Linked DNA regions of Homo sapiens: region 1 is linked to region 2. A link is an interaction called in ENCODE POLR2A ChIA-PET data of the cell type or tissue named here. Cell type or tissue: endothelial cell of umbilical vein. All regions are shown on one strand. Each heading gives the region's core, and the rest is flanking DNA. Links, peaks and the distances in the headings are about the cores only. Region 1 holds the start of LOC105374284 (a long non-coding RNA gene). Region 2 overlaps LINC02028 (long intergenic non-protein coding RNA 2028).

Region 1 (15,593 bases), core at 5,570-9,569, 210 kb before region 2:
TCTGCATCATTTCACTCATACTCCTGCTTTTCACAATGATCAAGTGACTGTCAGGGGTATGTTCCTATCCTGACCTCTTCTCTGAGCTTCAGACTCATTGATTCAGGTGGTTTTGTTTTTGTTAGTGTTTTTTTTTTTTTTCCTTCAGGATATCATTAGCTGGTGCCTGTGATAATGGACACCACATACTCCATTGATACAACATTTGACTCATCTTTCTCCTCCTTTACCTTCTCTTCCTCTCACATCCTTCATCTGTCTTAGTGTCACCACCATCCACACAAACATTCAAGCTAGAAATGTGAGGGTCAAATATATATCAATCACCAGACCTGGGTTTTGTTTTGTTTTGTTTTTTTTGAGACGGAGTCTCACTCTGTCGCCAGGCTGGAGTGCAGTGGCGCGATCTCGGCTCACTGCAACCTCCGCCTCCTAGGTTCAAGCGATTCTCGTGCCTCAGTATCCTGAGTAGCTGGGATTACAGGCATGCACTGCCACCGTGTCCAGCTAATTTCTGTATTTTCAGTAGAGGCGGGTTTTCACCATGTTGGCCAGGCTGGTCTCAAACTCCTGACTTTGTGATCTGCCCACCTCCGCTTCCCAAAGTGCTGGGATTACAGGTGTGAGCCACCATGCCAGACCCAGACCTGGTTTTTATTTTATTTTTGTTTTAAAATAAAGTTTACATAGAAAAAAATGCTCAGGTTTTAATGTTTAGTATGATTAATTTTGACAATCATACACATTCATGTCATAATCCTCAAAATAAAATATAAGACATTTCTATTCTTTGAGGAAGTTCCCTCATGCCTCTAACTGGTCAACAACCCCCCACCTAACACCCCAAAACACTTACATAAACCCACAAACTGGTGTCTAACATTATATATTCGTTTGTCTACATTTGGATTTCATGTAAATGGAATCATACAGTGTGTACTATTCTGGGTCTGGTTTCCTTCACTTCCCATAATGGTTTTGCCAGTCATCCATGTTACACTGAATATATAAATAGTTTGTTCCTTTCTATTGCTTAGTGATATTCCATTATATGGACATACCATAGGTTGTTTATCCATGTACTTCCTGGTGGACATCTGGGTTGCTGCCAGTTCTTCAATATTTGAATAAGACTGCCATAAACATTCTTTACAATTTTATTGGGAACATATTTTTCTTATACAAGTCTGTATAAACATAGTTTTCTTGGGCAAATACCTAGCAGTGGAATTGCTTGCTTATAGGGTAGATGTACACTTATAAGACACTCTCAGAGTCCTTCAAAGAGTTTCTGCCATTGGCCTCTCCCACCAGCAGTGCATGAGAGTTCCAGGTTCCTCACATTCCCACCAGCACTTGGTATGATCATTTGTTTTGATTTTAGCCATTCTAAGGGGTATGAACTGCTGTCTTACTGTAGTTTTAACTCGCATTTCCCTGATATTTAATGTTGAACACTCTTTCATGTGCTTAATTGGGCATTATCTTCTTTTGTGAAGTGCCTGTTCAAGTCTTTTGACCCTTGCCTTATTGAATCATTTGTCTCTGTATCTTCTATTTGTTGGACAGTCTTGTTAATTTTTAAATCCAAAATATTTCTCCTTTTGGTCCCTTCCTTTCCACCCTGCTACCACTGAGCTAGCTCAGGGTCTTCTCATGTCTCGACTAAACAATTCTGACTCGTTTCTTTGCCACTAGTCCTACCCTCTTGTTTATGATGCCTTTGATGCAGGCAGAAAAATCTCTATAAATCAATCTATGTCATCCCTCTGTTTCCCATAACCAACAGGAAAACATCAGGCATTTCAGGTGACAATCAGGCCCCTCGTGTGTGTTCAGAGTGACTTCCTCAGCCTCATCTCCCTACACGCCCAGTCTCCTGATTTGCTGATGAGTAGTGCTAATCATTTGTACTTGGTGCTCTTCTTTTCCTTCCTCTTAAGAGTCAGGCCAATGACATCCCTTCTCGGAAGCCTTCTGTAAAGCCCCAGCCCGAGCTAGGTCCCTCCTCTGTGCTCCCTAAGCAATGGGGCATCCATCCACACAGTCCCAACCTGTGGCAAGAGCACAGCAAGTGCTGGCTCACTGAACGAGGCATCGATTTCCTAGACTGTGATATCAGGAAAAAGCTGCTCATGGTTTTAACAATGACAAAAGTGTGTGTGGAGAGATAGGCAGAAGCGGGTGAGATGAATAGGCCGAGTTCCCTCGAGTCACACCGCAGGCACCCTCTCTGCCGGGAAGAGTGGGAGTGTGGGGAAGGGCTGTTTGCTGTGCCCACCCTGTGGAGCAGTGCCCTCTGGGCTCTCCCTGTCCTGGTGACTGAGTCCCAGCAGTGGCCTGAGTCCATGACAGAGGGGCCTGGGGAGCTGAAGGTGATCTGCTGCCTGTGAGCCCCAGGCTGTGCTACCCAGCTCTCTTGCTTGTCACCTTGCTAAAGACACAGCAAAGAGACCCCTCTTCTGTTCAACGGCCAGAGGCACAGTGTGGAGACTCCAAATCCAACTTGCAGGCACGCAGAACGATTCTGCCTTTGTCCCTTCTCTCTCATTTTGGAGACCCCTGAGGGAGTTTGTTGTTAATCTGCCCACCTCTGATGCCAGTCTTCCCCGTTCACATTTAAGCATGTTTGAATAAGAAGCCAGGTGTTGGCGTTAGCAGCTCATTAAGTTATAGTAAGAGGAGGGAGGAATCGAAGACTCCCAGGCAGAGAGTGAAGCTTAGAAGATCAGGCCCTCCACCCTCCTCCATGCTTGGTTCTTCTCCACAGCGTCTTTGTTTAGTGGGCTCTCCACCCCGACTGAAATCCCTGCAATGACAGGAACTCACCACCTCCTGGTACATCCCACTCCACCTGGGACAGCTCTGACAAGGACAGGACTTCGCAATTTCGAGCTGCAATCGGTCCCCCTACGTATCCCCACCATAGTCCTGTTCTATGGTGGGCCCCCTCTGGGGCCCCAGAGAACAAAGTATGGGTCTTCCCCATGGCAGTCTCTCAGGTATGTGAAACCAGCCTTTCTGTTCTCCAAGGCTTTTCTTCTCCAGGCCAAAGGCCCTCCACTCCTACAAATCTTTTCCATGTGACATGGTTTCAGTTTCCCTCAGCAACCACCCTGCTGTTACCATGCCAGCTGCAAACTTGCCTTGGCCTCCAGGGGACTCACAGCTTGGACATTCTCATTATCCTCCCGAGTCGAGTCATCTCCCCAACTCAGCGTTTTTTATTTTGTTGTTTTCACTCAGTTGATCATATTCTTGGCAAATAGACGTAGGCTATCAGCTGACTCAGCCGCAGAATCAGCAGAAAGGACTGTGTCTCCTTCACCTCTGTCTCCCCTGCGGCACCCACTACAGTCCTTGGGAATGGGTGGCTGCTAAGAAAAGGTTTGTGAAACTGAGTTGAATGGAGAGGGTTGGCTGGAGACCTGAAAGAGGATTTTTAAAGGCCCAGGTCTCATCATCAACGTGGCCACTCACTAGGTGGTGGAAGGAATGTAGAAAGGATCCTTCCAGCTAAAGCAGGTCCGTGGCGCACCTGCTATGGGTGGTTTCTGTGCCAGATTCTACACTAGAAACATAGCAGTCCACCTTCCCTTCTTTGAAGACAGCACAGGATCCACATCACACCCTCTTTATCCCCTTCTTGAAACGTGTGTCTCAGAAAAAGTGTTTAAATAAACCAGTTTGAAGAGCCCATTCTTGTATTTGGGATTCATATGTATATTAACAACCCCGTGGAAAGGCAAAATGTTGTTATCTGCCTCCTGGAGAGCTTAGATCTCCCAGGAGATCTGTGGCTTGTCTGATGTTGCCTACAGTGCCACTGGCCCCTTTTCTCTTCAAACTAAACTGTCAGGAAGATTAGCAATACCAGGCAGGCCCTCACAAATCATGGAGCGGAGGACAGGCTGTCCCAGCACGGATCCTGCAACTGAGGTCAGCCACAGAGCTTCCCATTTTTGCCATCAATTTCTTTAAGCCTGTCTCTCTGGAACCCAGAGCCCACATTTGCAATGAGCCCTAGAGGCTCTTACGAGTTGGAAGCGGTCACTTGATATTGATTTAGGGCCCTTGGGTTTCTGGAAGCATGCCAAATCTGAAGCAGGAAAAAAAATCTCATCGCCAAGAAGACTTTGGGATAAAAATTGCTTTTTTGTGCATCTACTTTTTAGCATTGAGGTTGTGGCAAAGATGACCTATTACTTTTGCAACAGTAACAAAATCTCAGAGGCTAGAGCTTCTTGCTCTGAAATTTTAATTTTTTCCCTTTTTATTTCTCTTCTCTTCTTTTTAATTTTTAGCTTTATGGGGAGCATTGAGAAAAGTTACTGAGTTTCCATACTGACATACTTCAGAGTTGAAAAAAGATCGACAAAAATCTAATTAAAAAATAACCCAGTTGTAAGACAAAATTCCATACAGTTTCACCCAAGGCCTTCTATGCTAAGATTTAATTCCAATCCATTCTCTCAGCAGAAAGGGATCTTCCTTAGTTTTACAAATCTGTGGGAGCAAGGCACCCAGGGTGTCTGGGCCAACCAGGGTCACTCAGCAAAGAAAAATGCCTTTTGTGACATTCAAGTTGCATTTGTCTGGGGTTCCCACACATACTCATGGAATCTGGAAGATTAGCAGTGAAAAATGACCTATTTTAACAGGTGCACACTTGTGTGTAAGTGGGATTTAGCTGAGCGTGGAATTATTTTAACATGGAAATAAGTTGTGGACATTAAGAAACATCACTCTTTTGACCACACAGGAATCAGACACATGGTCAACATTTGGGAGTTTCTCAAGACTTGAAACGGATGTGTTGGTTGGATTTTTCCAGAGGAAGCCATAATATCAGAGAAATAAACATGAATGCCTATAAAACATGACTGTTCGGGTTCCAATTCCTTCCTCAAAGCATGTCCCTTTTCTCCAAGGAACAGAGAGCAAAACTTTCAATTATTAAATCTGTTTTGGAAAGATCGTTTCAAACGTACAAAATAGCAATAGGTAAAGTAAACCCATGTTTCTCAGCACAGTGCTTTTCAGAGGGGTTGTGGTCCAAAGGAAAGATCACTGGCTGAGTCAGAAGACAGTGGCTCAACAATCATGAGACACCTGACCTGGGACAAGAAGCTGCATGTCACTGCACCTTGACATTATCACCTGTGAAGTGGGAATCCTGAGCCTGTGTGCAGCCTCTACCACACGGAGCTATTGGGAGGGGCACGTTAGGTGGTAATGGGAAGATGTGGTGAATGGATGAGGGCTGCCAAGGTCACTGGATCTGTCATTGCGGTGGAAATGACTGGAACCAGACAAACTGGTTTCTGAGCCCTGTTCCCATTTTTGTTCTGTTTTGAGCATGTGTAGTTTTGTCTGTTTTCCCTGAGCGGAGACTCAGGGATACCACATGCAGTAGGAGGGAGTGGCAGACGTGGGATCGCTGAGCCTCAGTAGTGCCTCCAGGAGAAAATAATTTTTTTTCAAGGTGACGGCCATTCTGTCCCGTGACGTGACTTTCCCTGGAATTTATTCAGGGACTTGAATCTGGAAATCATCAAAATGATTTCAAGGTAGATGGAAGCACATTTCTTTAATGAATAGAAAATTGAAATCTGCTTTCTCAAGATAGCCAGATGATGCCTCTTGTGTTCCTAAAACAGCCCTAAAGGTACGATTTCAATGTCTGTTCATCACGTGTTTATGGTGGAGCAAGCTTGTCCAACCCATGGCCCAGGACGGCTTTGAATGTAGCCCAATACAAATTTGTAAACTTTCTTAAAACACTGTTTTTTGTGTGTGATTTTTATTTTTATTTTTTTAGCTCATCAGCTATCATTAGTGCTAGTGTACTTTATGTGTGGCCCAAGACAATTCTTCTTCTTCCAGTGTGGCCGAGAAGCCAAAAGATTGGACACCCTTGTATAAAGAAACACTGACTCCTGGTCATTTCTTTTGGAGAAACACATTGGCTGTGTGACTTTGTTCAGGTCACTTGATCTTTCTGAGGCTCAGCATCCTCACCTTTAAAAGAGGGGAAATGCAACCCCGTCCTGCCTATTCCACGGGGCAGTGTGTGTGTGTGTGTGTGTGTGTGTGTGTGTGTGTGTGTACATACATATACATATGCACACACATACACAGACTCATAGGATGGGGAAATGTCCTCACTATGTGAAAAGCACTTTTTTTCTTTGTTTCTTCTATACACACACACACACAGAATCTGAGGCAATGGGTAAGGCGAGGTCATCCAGAAAGATGATTGAACGTCCACATGGAAAGTTGGTTTGAGAATAGGCTTTACAAGGGAATGGCTGAGCAATGTTTGCTCAGGGCTAATAATTGCAACTATTTAGTGCCTACTATGTGCCTGGCATATGGTAAACTGCGTCATCATTTAACCTTAACAACAGCTCTGGAAGTAGGCATGTCACCATTTTGCAAACAAGGAAGCTGAGGCTCAGGGATACCCCTGCCTTGCCCAGGTTCATGCACCAATAAGTGGCGATGGTTTGGCTCTCTGCTCTGTCTCCGGCAGAATCTGGCCTCTTGCTGCCTCATTCCTGTGGCATAGAGAACAGGGGACAGTGCATGAGTCAGAGTTCCCAGCTGTTCACAAAGACGACAAACTGGTTTCTGAGCCCTGTGCCCTTTTTCGTTTTGTTTTGAGCATGTATAGTTTTTGTCTGTTTTCCCTGCATCAGTTAATATTTCATGGGTTTTTGTTGTTGTTGTTGTTTTGTTTTGTTTTTTTTTTTTTAGACAGAGTCTGGCTCTGTCACCCAGGCTGGAGTGCAGTGGCACGATCTCAGATCACTGCAACCTCTGCCACCCGGGTTCAAGCAATTCTCCTGCCTCAGCCTCCCAAGTAGCTGGGATTACAGGTGCCCACCACCACACCCAGCTAATATTTAGTAGAGATGGGGTTTCACCATGTTGGCCAGGCTGGTCTCAAACTCCTGACCTCAAGTGATCCGCCTGCCTCGGCCTCCCAAAGTGCTAGGATTACAGGCAAGAGCCACCATGCCTGGGCAATATTTCATCTGTTTAAGTCTGTTTTGTAATTCTCAGGCCCGCAGCTCTGTCACTGCTCAGCCTCAGGTGCTGCACTATAAATGCTCCCTAGCTCCATCTCTCTTCCACAGCAGCCCCCAGTTCCCAGGCTGAATTTGCTGGGCCCAAAGCACGGGGATTAGGAAGAGAGGACCTTCCTCAGGAGTGAAGCCCCTCAGCCTCTCAGTTCTTGCAGCAGGGGATCCTGGGCCCTGGCTCTGGCCACCCAAGGAGAAAGCCTGCCTGGGCAGAGAAGGGGGCTCGGAGAGGTCCTCCCAACCACCTATTTATCGTTGCCCAGGCTCCTAGGCCTGGATCTGTCAGCCAGGGCCTGCCCATGGCCCTGGGAGGTGATGGGAGTGGTGGTAGTTTCAGTCTCTGATGAAAGCTGCTGAAACCGGCACGGAGCACACATGAAAAGGACGAAAGAGAAGGCGCAAGGCTGACTGCCAGGTGGCAGGCGTGATGGGACTTGTCTCCCACTTGGGGAGATGAAGACAAAAGGCAGCGTCATCCCCCAGAATGAGTGACTCTGCCTCTGTAGGGCTGTTTCTGAGCAGGGCCTCCGTGCCTGGAAGAATGATGCCTTTGGCCTCCTGAGTTCTGAGCAATATCCCCTGGCTAAGTGGGTTGTTCCCATCAATATTCAGGAGTCTTTGGTGTTGAGAAACCTTGAACGATGTAAGCTGAGAGGTAGCACCATCAATTCCTGTCTAGACTAGATTTTTGGAATCCAGGCTCCCAAGATGAAAGGGTACATTATGAAGGCAGGGCATAAATCTACCATGCCAACAAGACCCACATTCACCTCGGATTATTTACACCTTTCTGCCTCCCTCTGGGCATTGCCTGTCCCACTGTAGCCCACTTTCAACTTTTGACAGGATCACTTAATGCATCATGACCTACAAGTAGCCAGTTACATATATTTTCATTGTGAGGGACTCTGTACCCCAGGCCAGTTTCCCCCTCCTGACTCCCTGCAGTTTTACCTTTTTACTTGGCCCTTAAAGACACCACAGATGCTAAGGAAGGGATGAATGTTGGTCATAAGCACGCAGTGAAACCTGGCTGGGGAGGGTCACCGAGTGTGTATTACTAATTCGATCTCCGCCGCACCCTTGGTCTCATGCCCAGCACCTTTGTGTGGTGGTTACTCAAGGATGTGGGAAGCCGCTGGAGCGAGGCTGCTGACGCACCCCATTTCAGAACTGCCAACGCGGGCTCCTTGGCAACCAGAGCTCACCATCTGCCCAGGCAACCAGGGAGGGCACAGAGGGCAGTGAGCCTCTGCCAGGATGGACAGTTCTCAGCATTGAAAACTAGCTGTGGGTTCTGCCAGTACCGTGGAGCCAATTGTACGTCTCATTCAGCCTCGGGTCCTGCCTTGCCAGCTGCGTGTGGGCCATCTTAACTTGGATGATCCCTGGACGCTTACCATTTAAGAGCATAAGGGTGGATCAGTCACTTTCTCTTAGAGGGCTCCATTTTCCTGTCTTTGTCATGAGAAGATTGGGCTGCAATAGTCTTCCATGTGCCTTCCAGCACCGTGCAGTAGGATACGGCGGGTGTGGACCTTGAAAGCCAAAACGTCGATGTTCATATCTGGCTCTGCTGTGTGACTGCAGGCAGGCCCCTGAACTTTTTCACCCTCATTTCTTTGCCTCTGAAATAGGGCTAGATAAAGCCTCTTGGCCCCTGGCCCCTGTTATTACCCCCAGTTAACAACAGCGCTGATAATGACCCACACTTACTGTTGGCTTCCTGTGAGCCAGGCCGTGCTCTAAGGGCTTGGTATATGATAACTCATCTCATTTGTGAGAAAATCTCTCCAAAGCAGAAACTTCCCAGTTTCACTTTCACTGAGAGTGCTCATGGGCCTTCCCAAGGCCACACAGCCAGCAAGTATTATGTCTGGGACTTGAACTCAGTAGTGAGAGCTTACCTTCTACACGGTTCTCTCTCTGCAAGAGGAACCCCGTAAATGTCATGTCCATTTTCTTCTCCTTTTCTCTTTCAGCTCGGCACACTTCTTCATTTGGTGTCCAAAGTAACATCCACCTACTCTTAATGTTTTCGGCCGGGTGCAGTGGCTCATGCCTGTAATCCCAGCACTTTGGGAGGCTGAGGCAGGTGGATCACCTGAGGTCAGGAGTTTGAGACCAGCCTGGCCAACATGGTGAAACCTCTTCTCTACTAAGAATACAAATATTAGCCAGGCGTGGTGGCAGGCAACTGTAATCCCAGCTACTCAGGAGGCTGAGGCAGGAGAACTGCTTGAACCTGGGAGGTGGAAGTTGCGGTGAGCCGAGATTGGCACCACTGGCACTCCAGCCTGGGTGACAAAGCGAGACTCCATCTCAAAAAAAAAAAAAAAAAGTTTTCACGACTCTCCTCATCCCACACAGTCACCTGTGACTCCTGTCTTTTCTCCCAACCCCTTTTACTTCCATATTTCTTAGTGTTCCAGTTAGAGGGAACTGCTTGTGCAAATGTCCCGTGGCAAGAGAGAGTGCAGAGGGAGGACGAAGAGAGGGAACAACACAGTGGCTGCCTCCAGGCAGGCTGAGCTTGATGAACCAACAGGACCCTGACCATCTGAGCTTTGAGTTCTTTCTGCCTGCTAAGAGAAATGAGAAACTTCTGAAGCACTTTAAGTGAAAGAGTGACATGATCCAGGCTACCTTTTAAAAATAGTTTTTATCCTGCTAGAAACCTTTCCAGGAGCCAGCAGGGCCTTCCTATTCTGAGCCAAAGTTTTTCTGCCTCATATTCAAAGCCTCTGTCCAGCATCCAACTGGGACATGTGTCTGGGTTGGGGGCAGGGAGAAGGGCTTCCCAGGTGGGTGGATGGGATATGTAGTGAAAGACCCTTTCGTTCCAAGTCCGCAGGCCTCCAATGGGCTCTTCCACTCCTAATGCACAGCCCCTCACCTGTTCTCTGCTTTCAAATGGCCCTTTGCCTCCTTCCACAGATCTCTAAGCTTTACTTCTTTCCAGTGAACCTTGTGAAGTCCTTCTAACGCTTTCTGATGAACTCTGGCCTCTATGTTTTCAGAGATTTCTACATCCAGCTATACTATGCTGACAAAGATGTTTCCTGAGCATCTATTAAGTGCTGTGCAAGACTCTGGTGATAAGGACACATAGCTCTGCCCGCAAAGGGTACTCACAGTCTAGTGTTGGGGGCAGAATCAATCATGTACGCAGGTGACGATTGCACACCCAGAGGAAGATGCACGGCGTGGTGAAGTTCAAAGACGGGAGAGATGTTTCTGCCTGGTGGGCTGGGGAGGGATGAAGATCGGCATGGTCATGTCATAGTGAAGGCGGGACTGGACTCAGGCCTCATGGGCAGATGTGGACCGTCACACATGGCAGGAAGGGCACTCTAGATGCAGGCAACAGCAGAAGCTAGCGCCATGAGGCAAGGAAAGCACAGCTTTCTACAGGGCTAGGGGAGTCGATTGCATGAGGGGAGGACTCATGGGTGTGGGATCATGAGAGGCAAGACTGACCAGGTGAGGAACAGGGCCCTTCAGAGAAAAATACCAGTCTGGTTTCAATCAGAGCTATCCTGGTGTACCTAAGTGTTTGAGCTCCTACAAGGCAGGGTCTAGCCACTACTCAGTTTATAAACAGGTCAGCGCCTAGAACTGTGATCTGAACAGTGCGGATGCTCAGAGAGGCTCTGCCTCATGTCCCTGCAGGAGGCAGAAGAACTGGGGCCGAGGACTGGTGGTTAGGCCTGGAATGTTCATTCTCTCTCCCTTTCTTCAGGCCATTCCCTTGCTTCTTCCCATCGGTCACTTCCAAATCTCCATCTTCAAGTTCCAACTCAAAAGCTACCCTGCCCTAATGCCTTCTCAGCAACCCAGCCAGGAAAGCACTGCTGCTCCTTTGGAACCTGGGAGCTTCCTTAGAACGGTCCCTTGCATCTCCTGCACCCCCAGGCAATCCCACCCCACTCAGTATGTGTCTGTGCAGCAGCCCATCCCACCTTTCAGAGTGAAAGGTTTTTAAGCATCTCTCAGCACCTCTTCCCTTCCTGATATCCTCCAGGACCCTAACACAGCAACCACCTCATATTACATGCACAAGAGTGCAAGCTGCCTGAGACGGTCACCTTAAAAAGAGGCCACACTCCTTCCTGGGACCCAAGAGCAGTGTGCAAGAGGTGGTGTGAGGTCGCGGGTGGGGCCTGGGACAGCCTCTGGCATGAACTGGGACTGCACTTATCTGACTCTGTGCCTACTTGGCATCTGCCTGTGCCCTCAGGAAAAGCCTGTATCATGATGGCTGATTGCTGATAAGAGGGGGTAGAGCATGCTCTATTCACCTGACTCCCAGCACAGTCAAACCTGCAACCACTGCTCTGAATCACCCAGGAAAGTCCCACTTCCACCTTGTGTTTTTTTGACCTCTCCTTCGCGTGCATTAAAAGCACCAGGAGCAAGGCCGGTGAGGTGTCTCACACCTATAATCCCAGCACTTTGGGAGGCTAAGGCAGCCGGATCACGAGGTCAGGAGTTCGAGACCAGCCTGGCCAACATGGTGAAACCCCATCTCTACTAAAATACAAAAAAATTAGCCAGGCATGGTGGTGCATGCCTGTGGTCCAACAGCTCGGGAGGCTGAGGCAGGGGAATCACTTTTGGACCCAGGAGATGGAGGTTGCAGTGAGCTAAGATCATGCCACTGCACTCCAGCCTGGGTGACAGAGCAAGACTCCGTCTCAAAAAAAAGAAAAAAAAAGGCACCAGGAGCCAAAAAATATAGATGCCAGGGTGCTGGAAGAGCTCAGTGGAAATGTGAGCAGAGGGAACCTCTTTCTTGGTAGGATTTTGGGGTACACAGTTTTTTTCCTCTGAGGCAGATTCTCCTTACTCCAAATTGGGTGCCATGAGTCATAAGGAGCCATCTCTCTCTGATGATTTACAAACATCTCAACTCATTCTTTGCTTCTTAAAATTGGAGCGAGCTATCAAATGGCTTTATGAGGTATTCATCGAGCATCTCTATGTGCCCAGGGGTGTTGTTGAGGCTTTAGGGTTTACAACAGAATTTCAGCCCCAACCTGCCATTCAAGCCTCAACTCCAAGTGCACCTGCCGTGCTTCAGTGTCCCGGACGAGGCCTGCGGCAGCCACATGGGGCTGCCATCTTTTCTCACTCTGCCTACAAAGTCCCACCACCAGCCAGGATTCTGCTCAAGCTGTTGTCTCCACCTGGAATCCTCTTCCACCCCCATCTGCTTATTAAATTCCCAATAACCTACTTATTCTAAGGAATCCTGCCCACCCTCTTGTAAGGCCCAGCTCTAAGTTAACTGTTACTGGGAGACTGTACAGTTTCTCCCAGTCAGAACTCCACTGCCCCCACCACCTCTCTCATGGCAGAGTTCTGTGTCCCTCTCCAGGCACCGTCTGGAGTCTCCAATAAAGACTCTTTCCCATACAGAGGACTTGTCAGTGCGGTGAAGACAGAGACCAATACCCCAGAGATGAGGAGACCCAAGTGCTGGTCTAGTCTGACCTGGCAGTCGGTGACCTTGGACCCAGGGTCTTCAACTTTAGCCTGTTTTCCCATCTGCGGATGAGAGGCTTGTCCAGAGTAGGATTCCCAATCTGGATTCTGCCTAATCCTGTCTCCTGGAGCACCTGTTCAAAATACACTGGGTCCTCTCCCAGGCTGACAAAAGTAGACTCTCAGAGGGTAGAGCTTTCAATCTATATTTTTAACAAGCTTCCCAGCTGGGCGCAGTGGCTTATGCCTGTAACCCAAGCACTTTGGGAGGCCGAAGAGGGCGGATCGCCTGAGGTCAGGAGTTCAAGACCAGCCTAACCAACACAGAGAAACCCCGTCTCTTCTAAAAATACAAAAACAAAAAAACAAACAAAAAATTAGTCAGGTATGTTGGCACATGCCTGTAGTCCCAGCTACTCGGGAGGCTGAGACAGGAGAATCGCTTGAACCCGGGAGGCGGAGGTTGCAGTGAGCTGAGATCGTGCCATTGCACTCCAGCCCGGGAAACAAGAGTGAAACCCGTGTCTAAAAAAAAAAAAAAAAAAAAATCTTCCCAAGCAACCTGTGCATAGTCTGCCTGGTGCTCCTTTCAGGACTGGGGGTAGCACCTAGAGGGTTCCTAAAATCCTACAAAAATCCCGTGGTTCCTTGAATGATCCTTTCTCTGCTTCATGTGATGCTCCCTAGAATAAACTACATCAACAGCACCACTGTGAGTACAACTCCAGTGCTTGAATGAGAAAACCCTGGGTCATGACTAGGTCTCATGTCTCTCAAAGGGCTACTGTGCTTTGTGGAAATTTTGGATGGTTGGAAACACATAATGATAGCCAACCCATTTATATTAGTTAGCTTGGGTTGACCTAACAAAACACCACAGAGCAGGTGGCTTAAAAAACAGAAATTTATTGCTCACAGTTCTGAAGCCTGAGATATCCAAGATCAAGGTGCTGGTCAATTTGGTAATGAGTGAAGCCTTCCTTCCCGGCTTGTAGCCGGCAGCCTTCTTACTGTATCCCGACTGGGAAGAAAGAGAGCTCTGCTATCTCTTCTTCACCTTATAAGGGCCCCAGCCCTATCAGATTAGGGCCCTAGCCTTCCAACCTCATTTAACCTTTATCACCACCTCCTCACAAGCCCTGTCTCCAAAGACAGGCACACCGGAGGTTTGGGCTTCCGCATGAGTTTGAGAGACGTACAAACACTCAGTCCGTGATAACTCTATGCCTGAGGCTTTAGAGAAAGTCAAGCTGACCTAACAGGCAAATTGGTATCCAGATAAATTCTATTACCTATTTTCCCCAATAAGTTCTTGAGAAATAGCTGCTGCTCCCACCGTTGCATGGTTGATTGAGACTTACGATTCAGGAAGGCGGTGGCTGCTTCCTCCCCATGGTGGTGCAGGCTCCATGCGGCACTCAGTGTGCCCTCCTGGGATGCTTTTGGATAGGTTTCAGTGTGCTTCTGGCTTGTTCCTGTCTATTTCTCCAGCTGGATTTCCAACTGTTCTGCCAATCCTGTGACCACTCCCATTTCCTTCTAACGAAATGTCTTTTCTACCTGAGTCAGCTAGCATGGGTTTCTACTGCTTGCAACTCAGGTCTTGCTGACACATATATCATGCAAGGAATGATAGAAGGCGCTGCAAGTATTTCTTCTGAAGCAGGGAAGTCTCCAGGAGTTGCCCGCTTATCTACAGATACCTAAAGGGCTATTGTATGGAAGGGAAACAGGATGCTTCTGTGTGGCTTCAGAAGGCAATACTGGACCCACAAGGAGAGCTTTAGGGAGAACTATTTCAACTCAACACAAGACAGAAGCTTCAGAGCTAGTCCTCAGGAACATGGTGCTGAGGGATGAAGTGAGCTTGCTCCTGTCACTGTGGGGGCGGGGTGGGGCGGTGGCAGTGGAGGCTGGACCTTTTTGTCAAGGATGCTGTGTAGAAAAGGTCTGTTTTGACACATAGACCAATAGAACAGAGTAGAGATCTCAGATATAAGACCACACATCTACAACCATCTCATCTTTGGCAAACCTGACAAAGACAAACAATGGGGAAAGGATTCTCTATTTCATAAATGGTGCTGGGAAAACTGGCCAGCCATATTCAGTAAACTGAAACTGGACCCCTTCCTTATACCTTATACAAAAATTAACTCAAGATGGATTAAAGACTTAAATGTAAAACCCAAAACCATAAAAACCCTAGAAGAAAATCCAGGCAGTACCATTCAGGACATAGGCATGGGCAAAGATTTTATGATGAAATTGCCAAAAGCAATTGCAAAAAAAGCAAAAATTGACAAATGGCATCTAATTAAACTAAAGCGCTTCTGTACAGCAAAAGAAACTATCATCAAGAGTGAACAGGAAACCTACAGAATGAAAGAAAATTTTTGCAATCTACCCATCTGACAAAGGTGTAATATCCAGAATCTACAAGGAACTTAAACAAATTTACAAGAAAAAACAACCCCATCAAAAGGTGGGCCAAGGACATGAACAGAGACTTCTCAAAATAAAACATTTATGTAGCCAACAAGCATATGAAAAAAAGCTCAACATCAGTGATCATTAGAGAAATGCAAATCAAAACCACAATGAGGTACCATCTCACGCCAGTCAGTATGGCAACTGTTAAAAAGTCAAGAAACAACAGATGCTGGCAAGGCTGTGGAGAAATAGGAACGCTTTTACACTGTTGGTGGGAATGTAAATCAGTTCAACCATTGTGGAAGACAGTGTGATGATTCCTCAAGGATCTAGAACCAGAAATATCATTTGACCCAGCAATTCCATTACTGGGTATATACCCAAAGTAATATAAATCATTCTATTATAAAGATACATGCGCACATATGTTTATTGCCATACTATTTGTAATAGCAAAGACATGGAATCAACCCAAATGCCCAACAATGATAGACTGGATAAAGAAAATGTGGTACATATACCATGAAATACTATGTAGCCATAAAAAGGAATGAGGCCATGTCCTTTGCAGGGACATGAAGC
Region 2 (15,593 bases), core at 6,797-10,796:
TTAGCTGGCTTCCCAGGAGCCGTGCGTCCTGCCTGGCTTCCCAGCTGGGTTGGATGGAGGGACATCGTGGTTAACAGATTTGCCAAAAATCATAGAGCTGGGGCTGGCTCTCCAGAGGTCAGGGATATTAAGAGCAAGCCAAAGGGCACAGAGTCCTGTTGCAAGACTGGAAGCAGCCAGGGACCCAAAGAAAGTGCCTGGGGCTAAGCATCGTCGAGCTCATCCTAGGCCTGTCTCCACTCCCTGGAGGACGGTGAACCCATCACCACACATCCCAGGGCCTCGGTCTCCTTGTCTGTAAAGCCAGCAGGTTGGGTCATCTGAGTGGAATAGATACTAAATTAGTCTAAGGTCCCTTCCAATGTTGTGATTCTCTGACTACTTTACAATTTGGGGGTCTGAAGACACCCCTCTACCTTTTTCCATTTGCAAGGTGTGCTGGGGCCACAACAAACCCAACCTCAGGTGCAGCGCCAGGTCCCGCCTCGTTTGTGCCTGTTCTTCCTCACATGACCTTTTGCCCCCGCCTAGCCTGTGCCAGGGCAAATGGAATTCAGACTGCTCTGATTCATTGACCTCAAAGGCAACCAAAAAAATGGCCTTGCAAAGGGGATCTGATGCCTCCAAAGCCGTGACGAGCCTTCCAGGTGGGTGGCTTTTGAAACTGCTCTCCTTCCTTGGGACCACAAAGCTTTATTTGACCAACATTCAAGTTCAAAAACTTTATTTGCCTGGAGCAAACCCAGGAGACTTACTCTTGGAAAACTACCTTCTCCCAGGCTTCACCAGACACCTCACAGGGTGGGAGTGTGGGGTGAAACACATCACACCCATGGCCCTGTGACATTCTCATCTTCCCAGCAGGGAGAACCGGTCCCTGCCAGTGTCGAGAAGTCAAAACAAAGCTCCTTTTCCATGTGCTTTTTCTTCCTCAATGGCTTAGACTGTAAAGTCATCAGGAAGCATGGTCTAGTGCTCCAAGCTCCAGACAGACGGCTTGACCTCTGTCCTGGCGCCCTGGGCTGGCCTGGGCCAGACACCGCACCCCCAGGACTGTTTTCCCATCTGCAAAACAACTCGGGCCTCTCTAAGCCAACACTACCTCTCACTGCAAAACACAGCCCCCTCCCTCCTCCAGGGGCAGTTGGCCTTAGAAACCAGCCCATCTTTAGGGGAAGAAATCCTTATGGGGCAGGCGGCAGCAGGGCATAGCACAGAGGAAGAAAAGAGTTCATCGTGCGCTGGAGGCTGAGGGTGTTGGGGGTTTGAGGGAAGGTGATGGTTTGGGGGAGCGTCTTTTCCACTCTCCTGGATCTGAGGTGGAAGGTCTCTGCTCTGGGCTCTGAAACGGGATGGTGTCATGTGCAGATAAACAGAGAAGCCTATTGTAGATGGCTGTTGGGTGTCTCCAGGGATCAGTAACACCTTCATCAGAGAGGATGCTTCTGTAAGCATTCTACTTCCCTTCCCCACCCCCACCCCTTAAATAAGCAGCTGTTTCCTCCGCCCCTGTCCCTGGCCCCTCGCCGCTGCTGGGTCATCCTGCCAACCCCGGGCTGCAGACTGACTTACCTAGTTTCAGAACTTAACTTGCCTGGATGCACTCCGTCTTCTTCTACTTTACAAGGTCTCTTTTACATCTGCCCTTTACATAAGACCCTGCCTGACCCAGCCTCGAAGGAAAACCCATCCCCCCACCCGTGCTGGTGTTTGGAGCTCAGAAGTAGCCCTCCCAGTGACCCCCTGCCAGGCCTCTGGTGAGCATTTTCATCTGATCCTTAATCCGCCTCCTGCCACCTTGGCCAAACACACCCAACCAGGCTGCCTGTGGTAGGCTCACAATATCCCTGGCTCTTATGCTATCAGATAAGAAACTTCACATGCCCCAGCATCACTGACACCAGGTCTGAGGTTTTATTTGGGAAGAGGAAAGATTAATAGATGCTGGGGCAAAGAAGTCCAAGTATTTGAAGAGACAGACACCCTTGCTCTCCAAAGTAAACCGTTGTACACAATTGCATGGCCCTTAGATGAGATCTGAGAGAGTAGTTCTCACCCCTGGCTGCAAGTTAGAATCCAGGCTGCTCCCCAGACAGATTACATGGGAATCCGTAGGATTGACATCCAGGCATTGGCTGGCTTTGAGAGCCACTGATCTAAAACAATGCCCCATTTTGCAGTTTGGGAAAGAGGGGAGAAGTGATTTGCCCCAAATTAGATGGTCATTTGGGACAGAGCCCTGAGCAGAACCTGTGTCTCCTAACTTTACATTCCTATCTCTTCCCATCATGATTTTCCCTCTGGTCGCTTTAGAAGAGAGGGTCTTAAACTCAGAGGCACATTAAACCTATGTAAGGGAACTACTGAAATATACAATGCCAGGCTTCCTGAAATTCTGGTCTCATTGCTCCGGAGTGTAGCCTGGGTATAAGTATTCAAAGTTCCTTGAGTGACTCTCATGTGTAGTCACAGTTGAATGAAGCCCTGCTTATTAAAGGCTAAACCCCTTCAGAGAGACAGAAAGACTGAGAGAGGGAGAGGCAAAAAAAAAAAAATAATACTGTGGAGGCTGGAGGAAGGAAAATTGTTCTTGTAGGAGGAATCTTGGGATCCATCAAAACAAATGATGCTTGAGCTGGATCTTGAAGCTTTCAATACTTGGAAGTGGCAAACAGCTTTTCAGGAGAGGGAACCGTGTGAGCAGCGTCCCCCAGGAAGGGATATGGGAGATGGGACAGTTAGGAATTGGACAGAACAGGCAAATTGGGACCAGCGTGTGGGAAGCTTTCAATTCACATGGGAGTGTGGCATGAACTGTCCAGCCCAGTGACTTCCAAACTCTCGCACACATCAGACTCACCTAGAGGGCTTGAACGCAGGCTGCCGGGCCCACCCTCAGAGTCCCATATTCAGTGGGTCTGCGTGGGACCTGGGAATTTGCATTTCTAACAAGTTCCCAAGTAATCGTGATACTTCCGGCCTTCCCAAGACACTTTAAGAACCACTGTGCTAGGCAAAGGGAAATCCCAGGAAGTTTCAGATTTGAATCACTTGGAGAAACATATACACACACAGAGAGAGAGAGAGAGTAGGGAGGAACTTCAGTAGGACAGGAACACTGATCTGGCATAGAGAGAAAATCACAGAGCAGAGCAGCCCAGAAGCGCATGCAGGCGCGGCCACTGCATTACAGAAGAAGAAAGGAGGCCCGAAGAGGGCCCGGGCAGTGGGACTGGGGAGGAAGGCGGGTTTACAGCAAGTTCAGTGGACGCGTGCACAGGACATGGTGACTGACTGGATTTGGAGGGAAGTAGGGCAGAGTCCAGGGGGAGTGACTTCTGGAAGCAGAACAGCCAAGGGGGTGCAATTCACTGAGCCGAACGGGCAAGAGGAGGGGCAGGTGTGGGAGCAGTGCCAGGGGCTTGGCTGGAACATGAACCCGAACCCTGTTCTCAGGTGCCTGGCAAGAAGACCTCTGACTTGGGCCTAGAGTGTGCCAGAATGAAGACGGCCCTGCTCCCTAACAGTTGCTGTTTCTGCCCTAAAACTCACCTCCCAGGGGTGTTGGGTGGCAGGCGGGGGAGAGCTGAGCCAGGGTGGTGACCCATCGTGAGGTGCTTTGGGGCTGCGTCCCCTCTAGTGGACAGGCACTGGAGTCCAGCAGAGCTCTGTCTCTTCAGGTCCAGTCAGGGAGGCAAAGGAATCAAGCATTGCCATGCACTCACACTGGAACCCGCTTTGCTCCAAGCCCTCCATCTGCCTTCAGTTACAGGATGTGCTCCCTGAAGCAGTAGTTCCCAATCTTGGCTGCACGTTAGAATCGCCTGGCGAGCTTCAAAAATGCCTGCTACCTGGGCTGCACCCCACACCAATTAAAACAGCATTTCTGGGATAGGACCAAGGCATCTGTATATTATAAACCTCCACAAGTGCAGCCAGGGTTGAGAATTGCACCCCGAAGGGTGTACATAGGTAGCCCTCAAATAGCAGATTTATGAAAATTACATTTCCTCCTTAAGGAAATGGTTTGAATGTGTCTAACACCGCCCTACCCCACCCCACTGCCCTCCTCCCACACAAGTGACCTGATCAAGGGACAGGCCTGGCCTTCTGAGCCACAGGCCTGCCTTGCAGGCTGGCAGGAGCTGTTGCCTATAGTCAGAGTTTATGGAAGCTGAGGCCACTTCCTGGAAGGAGGAGACTTGAAAGCCCAAAGTCCAACGAATTTCATTCAAGGAGGCTGGACCAAACAGAGACAGAGGGGGTAGAGAGTGTATGGGGAGAGATGGGGCCTTATTCAGAGCCAAAACCAAGAGGGAGGATTTAAGGACCAGAGAGACCCTGTGGGAGGAACAGGGATGTGGGTGACAGGAGGTGATCTGCATGAGATTTGGCAACACCAGGCAGCTCCTCACAGCTGTTCTTCAGGCATCCCAGGAGTGTGGGCAAGCCAGGAGAGGACAGAGTGCACCGGGGCTACCTCTCCTGGTCCTCCTCCCCGACTCAGAGTCCCAGGGGCAGATACAAAAGGCAAAGAGAGAAAAGGGCTGGGAAACCAACAGCATGAGGAAGCTGATGAGGGCAGGGAATGGGGGCATTCACTCCAGGGGCATATCAGGATTGAAGGGGGCCTGAAGTTTGCACAGTTGGGAGGGCTGTCTTTAAGAAAAAGAACATGACATGGCAAATGCAACTTGAGGTCCTGGGCCTGGGAAAGAGCCTGAAGTGAGGGGTCCTGGGGTGAACCTGCTCTGGCCAATAGGCTAATAATCTGGGCTAAGACTCATTGCTAAACCGTGCCCCACTTTCCAGGGTCTTGCCTTGTCTGGGACACCCCATCAGACTAGGAGGCCAGTTGTCCATTTTATTTCTGGGAAACGAAGGAGTAAAGGAGTCTCTGTGGTCAGTCACCCAACACGCGTTGGTGGCCGTGCCACAAAGAGGTCCTCCGTGCAGTGCTGCAGGCCATTCACTCCCTCCACAGCTTCATATTAGGATCTACCATGTGTCAGGGCCGGGCTAGGCATGGCACGCATCACAGGGTCTCAGATAGGGCGCAGCTCTCACAAATGACAAGTTCTCTGCCTGGGAGGCATGCAGGCCTCTGTGAAGGCAGGACAGAGAGAGGGAGGTAACTGCCTCAGGCAGTTAGGGTGGGCTTCCTGGAGGCTGCAAACAGAGAAGGGAGCCTGAGAGAACCTGCCTAAGTTCACCAGATCAGGGAGAGTTGGTCTTGCAGAGGGAACAGCCACAACAATATTTATTAAGCACCTACTATGTACCAAGTTTAGATCTGTTATATAAAGTCAATGAGTCTGTTCAACAACATCACAAATTGGGTCCTAGTATTATCCCCATTTTACAGATAAGAAAGCTGAGACACAGTGAGGCTAAGGATCTTATTCTCAGTCTCACAGCTACTTAAGTGGTGGGTATGAATTTTAAACCCAGGTAGTCTGGCTCTAGAATCCATGCGTGCACAAAGCTATGACGAGACATCCTGGAACACTTTGAGAACTGCAAGATACTCAGTGTCCCACACACAGGAAGCACAGGGAAGACAGGCAAGCAAGGGGGCCAAAAGGGCAGGAAGGATCCTGGAGGGCCTAGAAGAACAGATAAAGAGGTTTGGGTAAGGAACGCTACCCAAAAGAGGCAGGGAAGCTACTGAAGGTTTTTAAGCAAGAGCAACAGATCTACGCTTTAGAAAGGTTGCTGTGGGCCGGGCGCAGTGGCTCACAACTGTAATCCCAGCACTTTGGGAGGCCAAGGCAGGTGGATCTCTTGAGGTCATGAGTTCGAGACCAGCCTGGCCAATATGGTGAAACCCCTTCTCTACTAAAAATACAAAATAGCCGGGTGTGGTGGCAGCCACCTATAATCCCAACTATTCAGGAGGCTGAGGCAGGGAAATCACTTGAATCCAGGAGGCGGAGGTTGCAGTGAGCCGAGATCACACCACTGCACTCCAGCCTGGGCGATAGAGCAAGACTGTCTAAAAAATAAAAGGTTACTCTGTATAGAAGATGTGATTAGAAATGATAGATTAGAAGCCGTCAGATGGGAGCAGGGGATCTCTGCATATGCTATTGCAGAGTCCTGGCAATTGTGAATGGAACATCAATTGAAGCCAAGGCACCAGCTTGAAGTTCCTCTGGTTCCAAAGACCACCTTTAACAGCCTGTGGGTGGAGTAGACAGAAGAGGATCAATCTTATGCCATATGATGTGTTTTGGACTTGGAGCCCAGAGATCTGAGTGCAGTGCCCTCCCTCCCACTGGCCACCTTCGTGGACAAAGTCAAACCCCTTCACCTCCCTGGGCCACAATTTGCTCATCTGGAAAATGAGCATAATAATTCGTGTTCTGTCTGACTCATTCGATTTTTGCGAAATTCAAATAACATCATGTATGCAAAAAATGGCCCATGACTATTATTGACAATGCAATGGAAGCTTGAAATGTCTGCACAATTAACTGATGGCCTGGAGGCCAAGAATCTTCTGTTCCTGGGCTCAAGTGGTATCCTTTGCCTTGGCAATAAGCTCACAGCTGAGGCAGGTCCTTCCCACCTCTACCGACCCACCGAAGTCCTTCCCTTTCTTCAAAGCACAGCCCAAATACCGCCTCCTCCAGGAAGCCTTTCCAGAGCCATTCTTCAAGCCCCCAGCTGGAAATGACCTGTCCTTCCCCTGAAGAATGCTGCTTTCTGCTCTACTCTATGTTCCATCTGGCTGCAGTTGCTTCTGCATTCCCTCCTTCCCTCCCCATGAGCTGCCACAGGCTGCTGTCTTTCTTTTTTTTTTTTTTTTTTTTTTTGAGACAGAGTTTCACTCTTGTCGCCCAGGCTGGAGTGCAGTGGCTCGTTCTCAGCTCACTGCAACCTCCGCCTCCTGGGTTCAAGCAATTATCTTGCCTCCATCTCCCGAGTAGCTGGGATTACAGGTGCCCACCACCACTCCTGGCTGATTTTTTGTATTTTTAGTAGAGAAGGGGTTTCGTCATATTGGTCGGGCTGGTCACGAACTCCTGACCTCAGGTGATCCGCCCGCCTCGGCCTCCCGAAGTGCTGGGATTAGAGGCGTGAGCCACCGCACCCCGCCAGCTGCTGCCTTTCTTATTCCTCTTTCCATCTTCCACTTATCCTATGTGCCAGCACAAAGGATACTCAGTGCCTTTTGGTGGCAAGATTGAAATACAGAGCAACTGAGTGAGTGGGCTTTGGACCCACAGAGAAGTCTGGGGAGACAGCAGCCCTCAGCCGGTGAAAAGGACAAGGCATGGAAGGGCCAGAGGCTTGACAGCTTCCTGCATCCTTCCAAAGTCCACTCTCCTCCAAAGACAAGCATAGAAATAATAATAAAGTAACTGTCTTCACTAACCATGATTAAGTACTTCTTCTGTGACCATTTGCTAAGTGCTGGGGCAGAGTTGAAATTCAAATCCTTCTGGCTTAAGGACAACTTCATATTGCGTCTCATGAATGAGAGGATGACTGGTTCTTGGAGGTGTAAGGAAATAGCAGGCATGGTGAGGGAGGGCTTCTTTCCTCTGCATTGTAGGGGCTGGAGTCTGAAAATCCACAAGAGACCCTGGAATCAGTGGTCCTGCTTGTTCAGGCTTCCTCAGCCTGGAGAGTGAAGTATGAGTGACGGGTCCCCTGAGAGAAGAGCGGATGGCCACAGCATCTACAACCAGCAGTGCCCAGTGCAGGAGGAACAGCGGCTTTGCGAGCTTGTGGCTCTTCCAGACATTTCCTTATCAGCTTTCTCCTGCAAGAATCTGGGCAATCAACTGTGTTACAGGTGCCCAGCTTGATAGAAACCCTGCTTATTAAAAAAGGGTGGGGTGTAGTGGCAGTTACGCCAGTGAACTTGGCTTTGGAAATGGAGGCCTGCAAGATGACCTGTTATTGAGCCTTGAAGCCGGGGCCTGGGGCCTGCTCCCAGGGCGGGAGGACTGAGCCCAAGTGGGCAGCTAATGGGACAATTCAAACCTTGGTGGGATGCAGAAGCAGAGATCCAAAATGACCCCTACACATCACTGGAAACCCTCCAGGATCTGCCAACTACTTCTCCTTTCTGGTTGGGCCACCAGTGGCTTTTTCTTCACCCAGAGCAGTAACTATCTGAACAAGTTGTTTTAATTAATTCTTCAGAGATGTGGATCTTGAAACAAAAGTAAAAGATCCCTCCCTCCCTCTGAGAATGAACTTATGAAAGATACAATGTCTACTGTACAAATATAGGCAGTATAGAAATTATAAAAGATAAAGAGAAAAACTTATCCATAATTCTATCCTACACAGAAAGAGAACCCATGTATGTATGTGTGTATATATATATATATATATATATATATATATATATATATATATTTTTTTTTTTTTTTTTTTTTTTTTTTTTTTGAGACAGAGTCTTGCTCTACCACCCAGGCTGGAGTGCAGTGGCATGATCTCGACTCACTATAACCTCCGCCTCCCGGGTTCAAGCAATTTTTTTGCCTCAGTCTCCCAAGTAGCTGGGATTACAGGCGCCCACCTGGCTAATTTTATACTTTTGTAGAGATGGGGTTTCACGATGTTGGCCAGGATGGTCTCGAACTCCTGGCCTCAGGTGATCTGCCCGCCTTGGCCAGCCAAAGTGCTGAAATTACAGTCATGAGCCACCGCACCTGGTCGCCCTACTAATAATTTTTTAACCCCTCTTTCCTGGGCCTGTTTCTGTGTATTTTAAAATATCTACTTGATCTCACCATGTGGATGAAGTTTTCTGTCTTGCCATTTTCACTTAATAACACAAGTATTTGTCATGTTCTAACAACTTTGAATACAGATATTTTAATGGCTGCATAAGAGTCCTACCATATATTATAATTTACTTAACTTTCCCCATTGTTAGATGTTTAGGTTGTTTTCTGTTTTGATTGTCATACATAATACTATAACTTTTAAAAATAAAATGAATCAATAATTCAAAAACAAAAACAAAAAACAATTTGGGTTGTTTTAGGATATGTCCTCCTGTCCCTCCCCTCAGCTGCTTGAGAGAAGATGGGACCCAAGACAGAAGAAGGTGTGAATGCGCAGGAGAAAACCCACAGCCTGCGAGAGGAGGGGGAAGCCGATCCCCGCCTGGCTGATCCCAGACTCCTCTGCCGGCCCTGTTGACATTTGATGAATGCTTCCTGCGAAGATGTTTACCCAGGAGGAAATTCATCATGCTTCCCCTTCCTACCACGAGGGTGGGAAGAGGGGCTCCATTGGTCCCATAAATTCCAGCCACTGTCTGAGCTCACCACCTCATCTCCCTGGGTGCCCCCGAAGGTGTGAGACAAAGGCATCAGACACAGAAAAGCCTGTGCCTGGATGTGGAGAAGCAGCCAAGAGGGGCATGTCTGTAGACACCCAAGTCTACTTGTCACTTTCATCTCCTGTTTTCTTTTTCCTCCATTTAAATTAAGTAGCTGATTGTCCTTGTTTTATCCAGGAAGCCCTAAAGGACCCACTGGCCTTTTTGTTTTTTCTTCCCTTACTGGACAAGGAGACGGGGAGCCAATGTAGTGGCTGGATCTTCAATCGTGGGAGCCGAGGTGTCTGTGGCCCTGGAAACACCATTTGTCTCCCAGCAATTGGGCCTCTTAGTTCCACTTTCAGTTGCACTGCCGTCTTCTCTAGGGAGGCAGTTGGGGCCAAGCACAGTGGCTCACCCCTGTAATCCAAGCACTTTGGGAGAACGAGGCAGCTGGATCACCTGAGGTCAGGAGTTCGAGACCAGCCTGACCAACACGGTGGAACCCTGTCTCTACTAAATACAAAAGATTAGCTAGGCGTGGTGGCGCATGCCTTTAATCCCAGCTACTTGGGAGGCTGAGGCAGGAGAATCGTTTGAACCTGGGAGACGGAGGTTGCGGTGAGTCAAGATCATGCCGTTGCCTGGGCAACAAGAGTGAAACTCTGCCTCAAAAAAAAAAAAAAAAAAAAAGATAGGCAGTAGAAGTATTGAAGGCTTTGATATCAGGGGCCACCACAGCCGGTTCAGCGTCAGCTCTTGCTCACTCTAACCTCCAGCAGGTCCGAGAATTACTCAGAGCCAAGGCTTCCTTGTCTGTGAAACAGAGGCAGCAATACCAACTGCGGCAGTTTCCTGGGAGGGCCACGTAACAGAACGCACGGACAAATGCTTTGAAATAGTAAAATAACATGCAGGTGCTTGTTTTATTTAAGCCAAAGAAGGTGGCCAAGTACCCCATCTATAAAATGAGTATACTGTAAGAATATCTGCCTCCCTCTTTCCTGAATGTCAGAAAGACAGAAGAGATACTATTTGCAAAAGTGTCCAAGACCTTGAGTCGGTTTTCCATTTCACCAACATCCAAACAATCAGAAAATAAAACACACCCAGAACTTGTTTCAGTTCTAAACGATGACCACCTCAGCCATCAATAATACCCTGAAGCAAAGCACCAAAGACTAAATTACTTTTTTTTTTTTTTTTTTTTTGGAGACAGAGTTTCACCGTGCTGCCCAGGCTGGAGTGCGGTGGCGCCATCTCTGCTCACTGCAACCTCCGCCTCCTGGGGTCAGGTGATTCTCCTGCCTCAGCCTCCCAAGCAGCTGAGATTATAGAAATGCACCATGATGCCCAGCTAATTTTTGTATTTTAGTACAGACAGCCTTTTGCCACATTGGCTAGGCTGGTCTCGAACTCCTGACCTCAAGTAGTCAGCCTGCCTCAGCCTCCCAAAGTGCTGGGATTACAGGCGGGAGCCACCACGCCCAGCCACTGAATTCCTTTTTAAAATCACATTCTCGTTATCTAAAAGTTCAGAAAATATGACTCTCAGAAATGTGTATCTGAAGCAACTCAGTGGTTTCTTTAAAAATCCAGATTCTTGCACTGGACTGAATCAGAAACCCTGGGACATAGGACAAAGGACACTGCATTTTAACAAGCTTTTTCGGGGACTGTTTTGCTCACTAAAGTGAGAGCCACAAACTTAGAAGCCCCATATTGTGCTGCAGAAGTCGCAGAAACCTTCTCTCTTTATGCCCTTTAGCAGCCAATCCCTGAACACTCCAAAGAGAAGATTTGTGTACAGAGTATCCACTGGAGCCCAAGTCATATACGATCCCAGCCTCCAAGGCCCCAAGGTCCACAGCTCTGATTCTGGCAAAGGCAGATGGAAGAGGCTGGGTCCAGCCCCCTAGGCAGCCCATTTAGATTTGAGTCCAGACCACAGCAGAAGTTGGCACAAGAAAATGGAGCTGGTACATGATACTAAAGTAATAAATAGGGAGACTGTGTTCTGAGGGAGGGTGGTGGACCTCAGGGGACATCAGAGTCCAGGTCACAGTAGCAACAATAAAGGGAGGCAGAGAGAGGGGACACACAGGCCATCACAGATTCCAGGAATATGAGTTCTCTAAATGATTTTGATAGTTCATTTTAATCAATATATAGTTTCCCCTGAGTTCCTGGGGACAAATCTCAATCATGGAGCCCTCAGAAGCGGTTGATGATTGTCAGGGGTCAGTGGACCTGGGGTCAGTCTACCAGGTGACAGGACCCTATGCATGACTGTTTCCATGTGGCATGACAGCTGCATGTGGAGATATCGAATTTCCCGTGAGGCTGACCTCCCACTTATTCTTCAGGATGAGCTGAGCTGTATTTCATGAGGATTGTTTGCTGTGGGTTTCAGTCATCCTGTAGGAATGTGTGAGCATCTGCAGATGAATGAACGTTCTAATTTCTTTATGTCTGGATGGCCACCATAACCCCTGAGAATGAGACAAATGAGCTCTCATCTCCATCTTTTAGGTGAACAAACTGAGGCTCAGACGAGGTTAGACTCGTTTCCTAAGCCACACAGGTTTAACGTTCATAGACAGGACTGCAGTCTTCTGGTTCAAATTTCCTTCCACTACAGCTTTCTGATTACATCTCAGAAACTTGGCTTTCGAGATATGTCTAGAAGCTGTTTTCTCAGCACCTTGAAAATCTATGGGAGATCTTCCTTCTTGTTTTCTAGTTTAAAACAACATTCTTATTTAATACTTTGGCATACAGTTACGGTGACCAACCTCTTGATTTCCCCAGGATTGCCCTGGTTTTAGCATGAAAGTCCTGCCTCCCAGGAAACCCCTCCATCCCAGGCAATTAGAACATTGGTCACCTCACTAGGTGATCAGACTATCTCATCCTCTCAGGGAGTCCCCAGCTGCAGGCCTCTGACTTCCCATCTGAGCTCTGACTCACTCACTTCCAGCTTCTGCCTCCCCAAGAATTCAGACTCTTCAGAGCAAATACAACACCGAGAAATCATTCTCCACTCAGCTAAGCACATTCGGTGAGCTTCTGATTGCAATGGACATCTTAGCAATGTAAGAGAATGTACACAGAAATATCAGATTTATTAGCACCAATGTCCAAATGGCCATATATCAAAAATTTGCTTTACTGAACAATGGTGCTGGAAATGAAAATATAATTGGAGACCCAGACACTATATTCTATACTTAAACTAGAAAAAAGTGAGTGTTATTTGCATTCATTATGTCCAATGGAGCAGACAATCTGGTTAAATTCTGGCTTTGCTGCTTAACAGCTGTGTGGCCTTAGGTAAGTTGCCTAATGTCTCTCTGTACCTCAGTTTCCTCATGTGTAAAATGGAAACGATAGCATCTACTTTACAGCGTTATGATGAGAATTAATACATATAAGTCACTAGAGAGTGCCTGCAGTAAACGAGGTTAGCTATTGTTCATTGCCCCATAACCTACACACGGCAAGGCCAATGCCAGTATCTAAATATCACGTACCACACAAACCAAGCAGAGGATAAGAGGGGAGTCATTTGTTTCCCAATAACTGGGGAAAGGAAAAGGGAGACTGGAAAACTGTTTTAGACCGAATCTGTTCTTCTTTCTTCTTCCCTTCGAGAGTCATTTTATCCTCAAGCACTATTGCTGATTCTATCCTCATGATCTGGGATGCCCAAAACAAGCAAGGAACAGTCCATCAGTAATGTCCCTCACATTAGTACAGCACTTTATATATAGCAACTCACTTGTACGCATGTCACTCTGCCGCCACATCTATACAAAGCCACTTCCACTACAAACCAAACTTCTCTGACCCATGCGATCTGCCTAGCATTGACCACTGAGCTTCTATCTACCATGTGTCTCTTGCTAAGCTGGATGCTGTGGGAGATGGAGGATGCAACAAAGTGTAAAAAGTGGGCGGAGCTGACCCTGGACCATTTACATGTGTCTGGGGGAAGAGCTCTCCAGGTCTCCAGGTGTGTAAAACAGGACACATCGGGTGTCAAATGACCTTGGGATTCAGAAAGGACAGGCAAAGGCACGGCACTGTTGGCGGAAGGGGTCCACACAGGGAAGAGGAGAAGCCCCCTGTAGCCCAGCCTTTTACACCGACTTCACTCAGTCTTCTAGAACAGATGTGATGAGCGCGCTGACCCTCCAGCCTTAGCCTCTCAGTGTGCTCCAGAGAACTTCCAACAGGAAGATTGGCTTCTCTGGGCCCGAGGGCTTTCTCCAGTGCTAGTGCTTTCCAGATGAGCTACAAAATTAACACTCGCTGGGAAATTCACATCCTCTGCGGAGCAGCCTTTAGGGACTGAGAGGAGTTGGTGTGTACACACCCCAGCCCCCCACCCCCGGGAGGATCGTTTTTTGAGGTGTGTGTTTTACACTCGTGTAACAGCTTCCCCCTTGGGATGAAGCTGCAGCTGCGCATTGTGTTGACTGGCTGACCATGGCCCCTTTACCGGTTTTCTCCCCTCCCCTTATCACTGCCCACACCTCTCCCGGGCTCTCCCTGGTTTACCTTCTCCCCAGTAAACTTGCACATCCTTGTCTCAGAGGCTGCTTCTGACAAAACTCAAACTAAGACATCCCCCTATTTCCTGTGAATGGATTAATATTGTACCCATTTGACTAATGAGAAAACTAAGACTCAGACTATGTGGTCTGAGGTCACATAGCAAGCATGTGATTGTTCTCAGGCTTGACCCCACATCCCTCTGTACCACCACACCTGTCCTTGTAGCATACTGAGAGAATTGCACACACAAGCATGTTGCTGGATCCCAGGGACAGTGCTCACCCTGACTCCCACCTCCACCCCACTCAGGAAACTGGGAATTTTCTCCTGCCTCAGCCTCCTGAGTAACTGGGATTACAGGCCTGCACCACCATGCCCGGCTAATTTTGCATTTTTAGTAGAGATGGGATTTCTCCATGTTGGTCAGGCTGGACTCAAACTCCTGACCTCAGGTGATCTGCCTGCCTCAGCCTCCCAAAGTGCTGGGATTAGAGGCGTGAGCCACCGTGCCCGGCCCCAAGTAGAAATCTTATACTCCACGTAGGCCTGAAGCGCAAGGCAAGAAATAGGAAGCTACCCTTTCTGGTATGTGGAGTTGCTGAGAAAGTGTTATCTGTAAATTGTTTATCCAGATCCATAGAGAACAGCTTTTACAAGCACAGTCCCAACTTTTGGCAATTTTTGCAAATCATTTGGATTAAGGTAGCATGCAGCTATTGTGTTGGGCTAAGTGTGAGTATGTGGCTGGATGTGAAATTTTACTGACAACCAAACCATAGTTGGGAAACTTGAAAGTGTTGCCAAGGCTCAGGGAGCTGTTGGTAAACCCAGGTAAAGTTTTGGCTCAGTGAAGAGATAACTTGATCCAAGTTTTGAACAAGATGGAATTATCACGAGCAGGAGCAGATGGATGGGGTAAATCACATGAAATCAGCCTAAACTTATTAAAAGCTGACCGCAAAGCTTCTTCCATTTATGTCCAGTGTTCTAGTTATCTATTGCTGCATAATAAACCACCCCAAAACTCAGTGGATTAGAACCTGGCCATTCCGTTGTATCTCCTGAATGTGTGGGTCAGGAATTCAGGCAGGGCTTGGCTGAGAGATTCTGTTCCACATAGTATCAACCAAGGTTACTCACAAGTATTCAGCTGGCAGGTGGGCTGGTCTGAAGGGTCTGTGATGGCTTCACTCACATGTCAGGCACATTGGTGGACATGGCTAGAAGGCTGGGCTTGATGGCTAGAAGGCTGGGCTTGATAGAAACTGTTGATCAGAGAACCTATCCATACATGGTCTCTCCAGCCTGGTGGCCTCAGGGCAGTTGGACTTCTTACACAGCAGGTCAGTGCTCCAAAAACAAGTACACAGTGAACAAGCTGGAAGCCACATGGTTTTTTATGACCTAGCTTTGAAATCACATAGAGTCACTTCTGCTGTACTGCTTGTCAAAGCAGTCACAAGCCCAACCAGATTCAAGGGGAAGAGACTTAGATCCAAACCCTCAATGGTAGAAGTATGTAAAAGTACAACATCCAGATTGGGTTAGAAGTAAGGAAGGGGCCGGGGATGGTGGCTCACACCTGTCATCCCAGCACTTGGGAGGCTGAGGTAGGTGGATCACCTGAGGTCAGGAGTTCAAGACTAGCCTGGCCAAAATGGCAAAACCCCCTCTCTACTAAAAATACAAAAAATTAGCCAGGCATAGTGGCAGACACCTGTAATCCCAGCTACTCTGGAGGCTG

The links. ChIA-PET counts read pairs that join two places held together with the same protein. Peaks named below come from ENCODE experiments on the same cell type or tissue, not always from the same donor. Only the 100,000 strongest peaks of a DNase experiment are listed, where the experiment ranks them.
Region 1: POLR2A ChIA-PET joins it to region 2 with 6 read pairs; 4 of 35 experiments call an interaction of 5 or more read pairs at or near these places.

What each region holds. Positions count from the first base shown.
Region 1 is chr3:193,823,413-193,839,005 of GRCh38, forward strand. LOC105374284 (a long non-coding RNA gene) reads right to left here and starts at 14,059. Exons shown (of 4, transcript XR_924841.3): 1 at 13,940-14,059; 2 at 10,227-10,340; 3 at 8,999-9,673; 4 at 5,787-8,629. RefSeq lists enhancers at 8,685-8,784, 8,805-8,964, 11,518-11,577. In endothelial cell of umbilical vein, for the core only: no CTCF peak of the experiment used is centred there; no DNase peak of the experiment used is centred there.
Region 2 is chr3:194,031,481-194,047,073 of GRCh38, forward strand. The region is part of intron 1 of LINC02028 (long intergenic non-protein coding RNA 2028); the gene reads right to left. Among named protein-coding and RNA genes, the nearest start is that of LINC02028, 32 kb to the right of the region's middle. RefSeq lists an enhancer at 698-1,275. In endothelial cell of umbilical vein, for the core only: no CTCF peak of the experiment used is centred there; a DNase peak (open chromatin) is centred at 9,241; H3K27ac peaks cover 1,559 bases.